Linked DNA regions of Homo sapiens: all the other regions are linked to region 1. Evidence: chromatin loops called from intact Hi-C (ENCODE). Cell type or tissue: dorsolateral prefrontal cortex. All regions are shown on one strand.

The links. A loop is a pair of places that touch in the nucleus more often than their neighbours do. Peaks named below come from ENCODE experiments on the same cell type or tissue, not always from the same donor. Only the 100,000 strongest peaks of a DNase experiment are listed, where the experiment ranks them.
Region 2: it touches region 1 in a loop (4-fold over the local background); 23 of 110 quality-filtered maps call a loop at or near these places.
Region 3: it touches region 1 in a loop (2.8-fold over the local background); 9 of 110 quality-filtered maps call a loop at or near these places.

Annotation. Positions count from the first base shown.
Region 1 is chr15:99,910,889-99,913,388 of GRCh38, forward strand. No RefSeq gene overlaps it. Among named protein-coding and RNA genes, the nearest start is that of LYSMD4, 180 kb to the left of the region's middle. In dorsolateral prefrontal cortex, no CTCF peak of the experiment used is centred here; a DNase peak (open chromatin) is centred at 1,121.
Region 2 is chr15:99,263,729-99,266,228 of GRCh38, forward strand. The region is part of intron 2 of LRRC28 (leucine rich repeat containing 28); the gene reads left to right. Among named protein-coding and RNA genes, the nearest start is that of LRRC28, 13 kb to the left of the region's middle. In dorsolateral prefrontal cortex, no CTCF peak of the experiment used is centred here; no DNase peak of the experiment used is centred here; H3K27ac peaks cover 395 bases.
Region 3 is chr15:99,743,778-99,746,277 of GRCh38, forward strand. No RefSeq gene overlaps it. Among named protein-coding and RNA genes, the nearest start is that of LYSMD4, 12 kb to the left of the region's middle. In dorsolateral prefrontal cortex, no CTCF peak of the experiment used is centred here; no DNase peak of the experiment used is centred here.

The sequences.
Region 1 (2,500 bases):
AGCTGGGATTCCAAGCGAATGCCACCATGCCCTGCCAATTTTTTGTATTTTAGTAGAGACAGGGTTTCACTGTGTTGCCCAGGCTGGTCTCGAACTCCTGAGCTCAGGCAGTCCACCCGCCTTGGCCTCCCAAAGTGCTGGGACTACAGTTGTGAGCCACCACACCCGGCAACATGTATTCATTTTGTGGTCAGTAAATTAGCACTTTACCCAAGATAAAGTGAACATAGAGTAGCTACCTGTGGAGATATCTGGCCTTTCATCTGTAGCAATCTGCTTACGAACAGAAGGAAAGGCAGTTTCTTGCACGGCCCAGCCTTCAGCTTATTTTTTTTCCTTTCGGCTTAGTGAAATGGAATCCTGAGATGTTATTTTCCTTTCACAAAGCAGTAACACTGATCAATCCTAACACCTCTGAAATGTTAGTTCTTGATCAGATAAACCCAAAATAAATCAACAAGAGTACTGAAATATGACGAGGATGAAATCCAAAGTTTTTGAAAGGGGCAATGTTTAATAATAAGAAGAATGTTGAATTGGGAGCTAGTATATTTGGGTTCTTGTCTTTTTCCTGATCTTGGGCAAGTAATCTAGGATTTACTAATCCTTTACTTTTATTTATTTTTATTTTTATTTTTTATTTTTTGAGGCGGAGTCTCGCTCTGTCACCCAGGCTGGAGTGCAGTGGTGCGATCTCAGTTCACTGTAATCTCCGCCTCCCAGGCTCAAGCAATTCTCCTGCCTCAGCCTCCCAAGTAGCTGGGATTACAGGTGTGTGCCACCGTGCCCAGCTAAGTTTTGTATTTTAGTAGAGATGGGGTTTCACCATGTTGGCCAGGCTGGTCTCGAACTCCTGACCTCAAGTGATCTACCCGTCTCAGCTTCCCTGGGATTACAGGCATGAGCCACCATGCCCAGCCTAAATCCTTCACTTTTAAAATGGGAGAGTTGGCTGGATGTTTCCCTATGGTCTTTCTAGGTTTAATTTTCCATGCTTCTAAAATCTTCCACGCTGGTTCATTTTGGTGTTGCAAAATGCAATCTCTAACAATTCTAACTTGGTAGTTGGAGTGAATCCAGCTCTGCCCACACAAATCTGCTCAAATAGTCGTCTGTCTTCTGAGCCGCGAGAGAGCTCAGTCCTCAAATTAACGAACTGTGATGACAGGCTTCATGAGGCTCACAGCTGGTTCTCCACTAGACACAAACTCAAGATAAGTAGTTTTAAAGGTCTCAAAGTCATGGTTTGAACTTCCTCACAGCTGGGGCAAAAAGGGACACACCCTAAGTTTCTCAATTCTCACTATGTACCACCTCACAAATTCCATCCCCAGCCTCTTTCCTTACCCCTCACTAAGGTTCTCAAGGCTTCAATAAGCACCTACTGTATGCCAGGCTCAGGGCAAGGAAGAGATAGCCCTGTCCTCAGAGGGCTCTCAGTGGAGGGGACAGTTTTCTAAACCCTTGTGGATATTCCAATTCCTGGGGCATGAATTAGTTGAGGGAGCTGCCCCAGCATCCTACAAAATGGAATAGGATGGGGTAGAAAACAGCAAAGGTCAACATCATATGTGGCGAGGGCGGGCCTTTCTGCCTTTCTTCCTTTCTTCCTTCTTCCTTCCTTCCTTCCTTCCTTCCTTCCTTCCTTCCTTCCTTCTTCTTTCTTTTCTTTCTTTTCTTCAGATGGAGTTTCGCTGTTACTGCCCAGGCTAGAGTGCAATGGCGCGATCTCCGCTCACTGCAACCTCTGCCTCCCAGGTTCAAGCAATTCTCTTGCCTCAGCTTCCTGAGTAGCTGGGATTACAGGTGCCAGCCACCATGTCTGGCTACTTTTTTGCATTTTTAGTAGAGATGGGGTTTTGCCATGTTGGCCAGGCTGGTCTCAAACTCCTGATCTCAAGAGATCCACCCTCCTTAGTCTCCCAAAGTGCTGGGATTACAGGTGGGAGCCACTGCACCCAGCCGGCGTGGTTTCTTTAAAGATGATTCTACTCGTTGGTGTGGACATGAGTCCTGGGACATGAGTTCAGAGCAAAATTGAAAGCTTAACCCAGAGAGTTAAAGAGTTAAAGCTTAACCAGAGAGTTAAGTTTAACTCTCATAGTTTAAAAACAATTTTATTAACATATTATATGTCAATTTTGTGAGACCTCATGTCCTTTTTGAAAAAAAAAATAAAAAATAAAGAAAAGAAATGCATGTGGCTGCTGTTGCTGGGGGAGGTTGTGGCTCTGTGTCCTCCAGGGAAGGGGACCCAGCACAGAGCACTGAGGTGCAGGCTGGACAGGCCAGGACTGCACGGCACGCAGCCTGCTATGTCAGCTGGCCCCAGATGAGCCCCATGCATTACAGACACTTAGGAAGCAAAGCCTTCCACCAGGACGCTGGACAACTCAAGACACACAGACTATGCCTAAGGCCGACAGCTGTGGGAGGAGGCCTGGCCTGGAAGAGTAGGCTGTTACTTGTCCCTCCTTTGTGATGGGAGCTGACACTGACA
Region 2 (2,500 bases), 650 kb before region 1:
TGACACCGAAGACTGACTTTGACAGGCACTTAGGAGGAAGAGCATCATTCAATCAGTGTGTATTTGTTGAGTACTTAACTGTGTACCCATCACTCTTCAAGACACTGACAATAGATACATCATGGAACAGCTGCTGCTTCTTATGGAATTTTCATTTGTTGGAATTTCAAGTTTAAGGAAAAAAAATGAACTAAGACTCAATGGCATAACGTTCGAGGGACAAGTCTACAAAGCTGTTCTGCTTGCCTTGAGCAGTGGTTTTATAGGTTCTGTTGGAAGTAAGAGCTCAGGGCCACAAAGAAAATGAACACTCAAAAAGTTTCTCAGCAAGGCCAGTTTTCTTCTGCAGAAGGGTGCTGCTCATAGGCCTAGCCACCATGAGAACACACAGAACAAAGGAGAACAACACAGATTCTGTGTCTGTGTCTTTCCCCCATTAGCTGGGGTTGGACCACACAATCTAAACTAGTCCTGATTGGCTAAACATTTAAACTTTCTTAGACAAGGTAGGCGCATGATAGAGGAGAGAGGGAGAGGAGGAAGTGGTCACCTGCAGGCGACTAGAAAGCTAACCTATTTCTACATAAGGAAAGGAATGTGGAACAGGGCTGTGGCATGTCTAGGCATATTTAGACACGTTAAGGCTCAGCAAAAGCGGGGAGTGGGGGGTGGAACTTGGAACTAGAGAATAAAGAAGAGGGGAACTGGACAAGCTGTTTGAAGAGGAACCTAGCTGTATCTAACAGTTCCACAGAACCTTAGGTTTACTGAGCAATGCTGAGGTGGGGACCGAGCAATAGTGTATCTCCACTTCAGCGGGAGCAGCTCTTCTTTTGTTTGAGTATTGATGTTCTCTATGCAAACCCCCACATAGATGGGATATGCAGAGAGGACCTCTAGTAAACAGATGGGTAGATAGGTTTTGAAGTTTGGCTGTGATATGGGATGGGCATAGTGGGAGGGGATTTGACAGCAAAGGAGATTTTTCTTCTATTCTTCCCTTTTCTTTTCTTTTCCCTTTCCTTTTCCCCCCTCTCTTCTCTTTTCTAAGAGGACAGAGTAAATGCTGATAGGAAATTCCCATTAGAGAGGAGTTGAACCTCTGGAAAAAGGGAATAATGAAAAGTCCAAGTTTCCTAAGAATGGGCTCCAGAGTACACATGGAAGGATTGACCTTAGGAATATATCCTTTCCTCCTTTGTAAAAGTAAAGAAAGGGAGAACAGGTGGAAAGACAGATGTGCACTGAGGGAGAGAGAGGCAGTTGAGAGAGTTTTTGTCTGATGCTTTTACCAGGTCAGACCATCTGCTTGGGAATGAACATTTGGGGAGAGGGCAGGTTTGAAGACTCACATGGCAGTTTGGCTAGAGAAAGATAGAATTGTTGGGTGTTATTTAGCAAGCAGTTGGTGACTAAGCTTATGGTGGAACCTTCTGCTCGTTTAGGGAACTTTCTCTTGCTGTACTCAGCTGTCTGAGGGATGGAGAAGGTAGACTGTGGCATTCATACAGATTTAGGTTTTTGCCAGGTGGATGCAGTACAAGTAGAGAGAGACTAAGGAGGTTTAGGATTTGGCCAAGAGAGTGATATAACATGAAATCTGAGTTGGATTGGAGGCAAATAAAGGAAGAGTGAATACGGAGAATGGAGGTGGGCCAAAGTACCCATTGATGTTGACGAACTGCTGTATTGGGCACGACTGAGTAAGCCATCTGGGGTATGGGACATTTTGGTGGCAGAGAAAGACTGTGGTCATGGAGAAGTTTCTGATGATGACACGGTCTTAGTGTGCAGGGTGGAGGGGGCTGAGGTAGAGCCTTACAACCTTCCCTGCATCGGTCCCTGTGGTCTTTGTAAGAAGGAGAAGGAATATAGCGTGGAAGCAACAATCACTAGTCCTTTCTAAAACTCTAAAGTTCCTCAAGGGAGGAAATTAGTAGTGGGAGCATTTCAGGGCTGCAGTCCCAGGAAGCGGGTGTTTCATGGTTTGGTAGCAAAACTCAGGACTGAGAGGTAAGAGAGGTAAGAGATCAAAGTCCTATGGCTTAACCTCTTTGGACCTCAGTTCCTTTATTTACAAGAAAAAAGGCCACAAGAGACTTGGAGGAAAACATAAAATCTCAACCTGGAAGCAAAATCACTTAATGAATCTGTCAACTGCTTTTCTTAATGGTAACAGTTGGCCTTCCTGAGGAAATGAAAGAGTAACTTGCCCAAATACTGATAGAGCTCTCACTACTTGCTAATTTTATTTTATAAATATGAATGGACAAAAAAGAGGTATCCAAATTTTAATGAAAGAGGGGAGTTTGGCTTATAGCTAAGCAACAGGAGCAGATGGATCCTGATTAAGCAGTTAATCTATGCAACAAGAGATAATTTAACTTAAAAATTATATTCCACTTAGTGAAGGAAAGAGAGATCTGTCAATCATGTTCCTGAATTGGGCTGGGAAATGAGGCACAGATGTTCTTTCTTTCCTGTTAGCCCAGGAGAAAAA
Region 3 (2,500 bases), 170 kb before region 1:
GCAAGACCCCTAACTACAAAAAAATTAAAAAAAATTTATCCAGGCATGATGGTGCACATCTGTAGTCCCAGGTATTTGGGAGGCTGAGATGGGAGGATCACTTGAGCCCAGGAGTTCCAGGCTGCAGGGACCTATGATCACACCACTGCCCTCCAGCCTGGGTGAAAGACTGAGACCCCATCCCTAAAAAAATTTTAAGTAAAAGAGAACATTTTGCCATGCAGTGAGACAGCAGGCATGTGAGCACATAGAGGGAAGGCTCTGTGAGGACACAGGAAGAAGGCAGCCACCTGCAAGCCAGAGAGAGAGGCCTCACCAGAAACCAACCCTGCTGACATGATCTTAGACTTCCAGCTGCCAGAACTGTGAGAAACTAAATTTCTGTTGTTTAAGACGCTCAATCCATGGTATTTGTTATGGCAGCCCAAGCAGACTAATAACACTGCCCAAGACTCTGTTGCTGGTGGAGTCAGAATTCGGAAAAATCCAACCCACTGATGGCAGCACAAAAATGCCACCCAGATGCCGAAAGGCGTCCCCTCCACCTCTCCCAGATGCGCCCCTGCTGGCCAGGATGGCAGATGTGACAGAGAGAAGGCTGTGTGCCAATGTCCTTCATGATCTCTCTCTGTAACACACACACACACACACACACACTACTTGCGTGAGATGGGCACGGAGGTCCCTGACCTATCTCCTTCAGACTTTACCAGCCTTGCCACAGTTGCTGTGCCATCTACTTTCAGGACAGTCTGGCTGGCTTTGTCAGGACTTTTCAGACGTGGTGACAAACACTGAAATCACGGGGCAGTGCTCAGTTCAGACTGTCCTACCAGTGCTAGTGAGAAGGTCTCTGTGCCTGGGTCTTCCTGAAGAGTGGCCTCTTGGGAACCGGCCCAGGGACCTTCCATATCACCTGCACATGGCTCAGGGGTCCTGGGTTTATTTTTAGGGTTTATACTTAAGGGCTCCCGTCTTTGAAATTGGAAATCATCTCCCCAGTTTGTGTGAATACAAATAGTGTAATTCCTAAATCACTCCATCGACATTCACTTTTTTTTTGTGGCTTTATTGAGATACATTTCACATACCATAAAATTCACTGTTCACATTCCCTTAGGAAAATTTTCTTCAGATTCACTTTTGAGCGAACTACACGTAGTGATTAATAATGGGGGCGAGGGGACACCATCCTAGTCTCTGGGCCAGGTGAGTTGGAGACCGGAACAGAGGGAAGCCACCGGGCCCTGTGCATCCAAATCTTGTCCCACAGGAGGGAAGTGGCAGGACATTGATGAATGAGTTTTCGGCTGTAGTCGTGTTAAGGGAAACACTTGGAACACGGATATTTTCTAGGCTTCGTTTAGATTTGATGTGTCCAGTCGATGCAGCTTTTGTCTCCTCCATGTGTGAATGCCTCAGTGGCACTGAGCAGCTAGCTTTGGGGTCGGAAAGCTAGGGTTTCCACTGGAATTCAGGGCAGGGAAAGCAACACCCCTTCCCCTCTCCCTTGGCAATGCTTACGACTGAGGGGGATGTCCTCAACGTAGTCAACGCTTTCATATTTTAAAATGAGAAATAAGGGACACACTTCCCGATTTCTTGAGCCATCTTAAGGACAAGTGCCCATGTTGGGGTTTGCCGTATGATTTAGCTGCTCCCAGCCAAGATACTTAGAGGTTTCGTCTCCATCTTTCCTTGTTGCAAGGCATCATCACTGTATGATCAGAACCTGAGCCAGAACAGATTAGATCCTAATGCATGCTGGGGAGCGGCCCATATACTGTCGGAGGGAGGTCCAACATCTCAGATTACTGACTCACATGAAAGCAGAAAGAGTGGAGAACTAGCCTTGGCTAGTTTTTAAAAGAGAGTATCTATACTGAAAAGAGAAGGAAGGGAGGGTGCGGCTAAGGGCCATTCTAAGGAAAAGACATGAAGATACTGACATCTGGGATTCCCTAATGATTGGCCCAGCCAGGTCACTTTAGAGCAGTGGTTCCTAACGGGGATGATTTTGCTCACAAAGGGACATTTGGGGATGTCTGAAGACACAGACTGGAGAGTGTGTGTGTGCAGTGTGTGTATGTGTGTGTTTGCGTGTGTGTGTGTGTAGTGTGTGTTTGTGTGTGTGTGTGTAGTGTGTGTAGTGTATGTGTGTTTGCATGTGTGTGTGTGTGTGTGTGTGTGTGCATGTGCTGCTGCTATCTGTGGATGCTGCTAAACATCCTACATTGCACAGGAATATCCCCATTCCCACCCCAAAAAACAATTGTCCACGCCACAATGTCAACAGAGCTAAGGCTGAGAAACCTGCCCTTCAGTGAACTTCAGCGTCTATAAGCCTGCCATGCACTTGACTATCCGAGCAGGCTTTTAATCATTTACCCTTGAACATGAGCAGACAATGATCAATTAGCAGACAATTGAAGAAAGCCCCTAACACGAATGATAGTGATCAGAACACACAGAAAAAAGGTAACTTGAGTGAAATAGATTA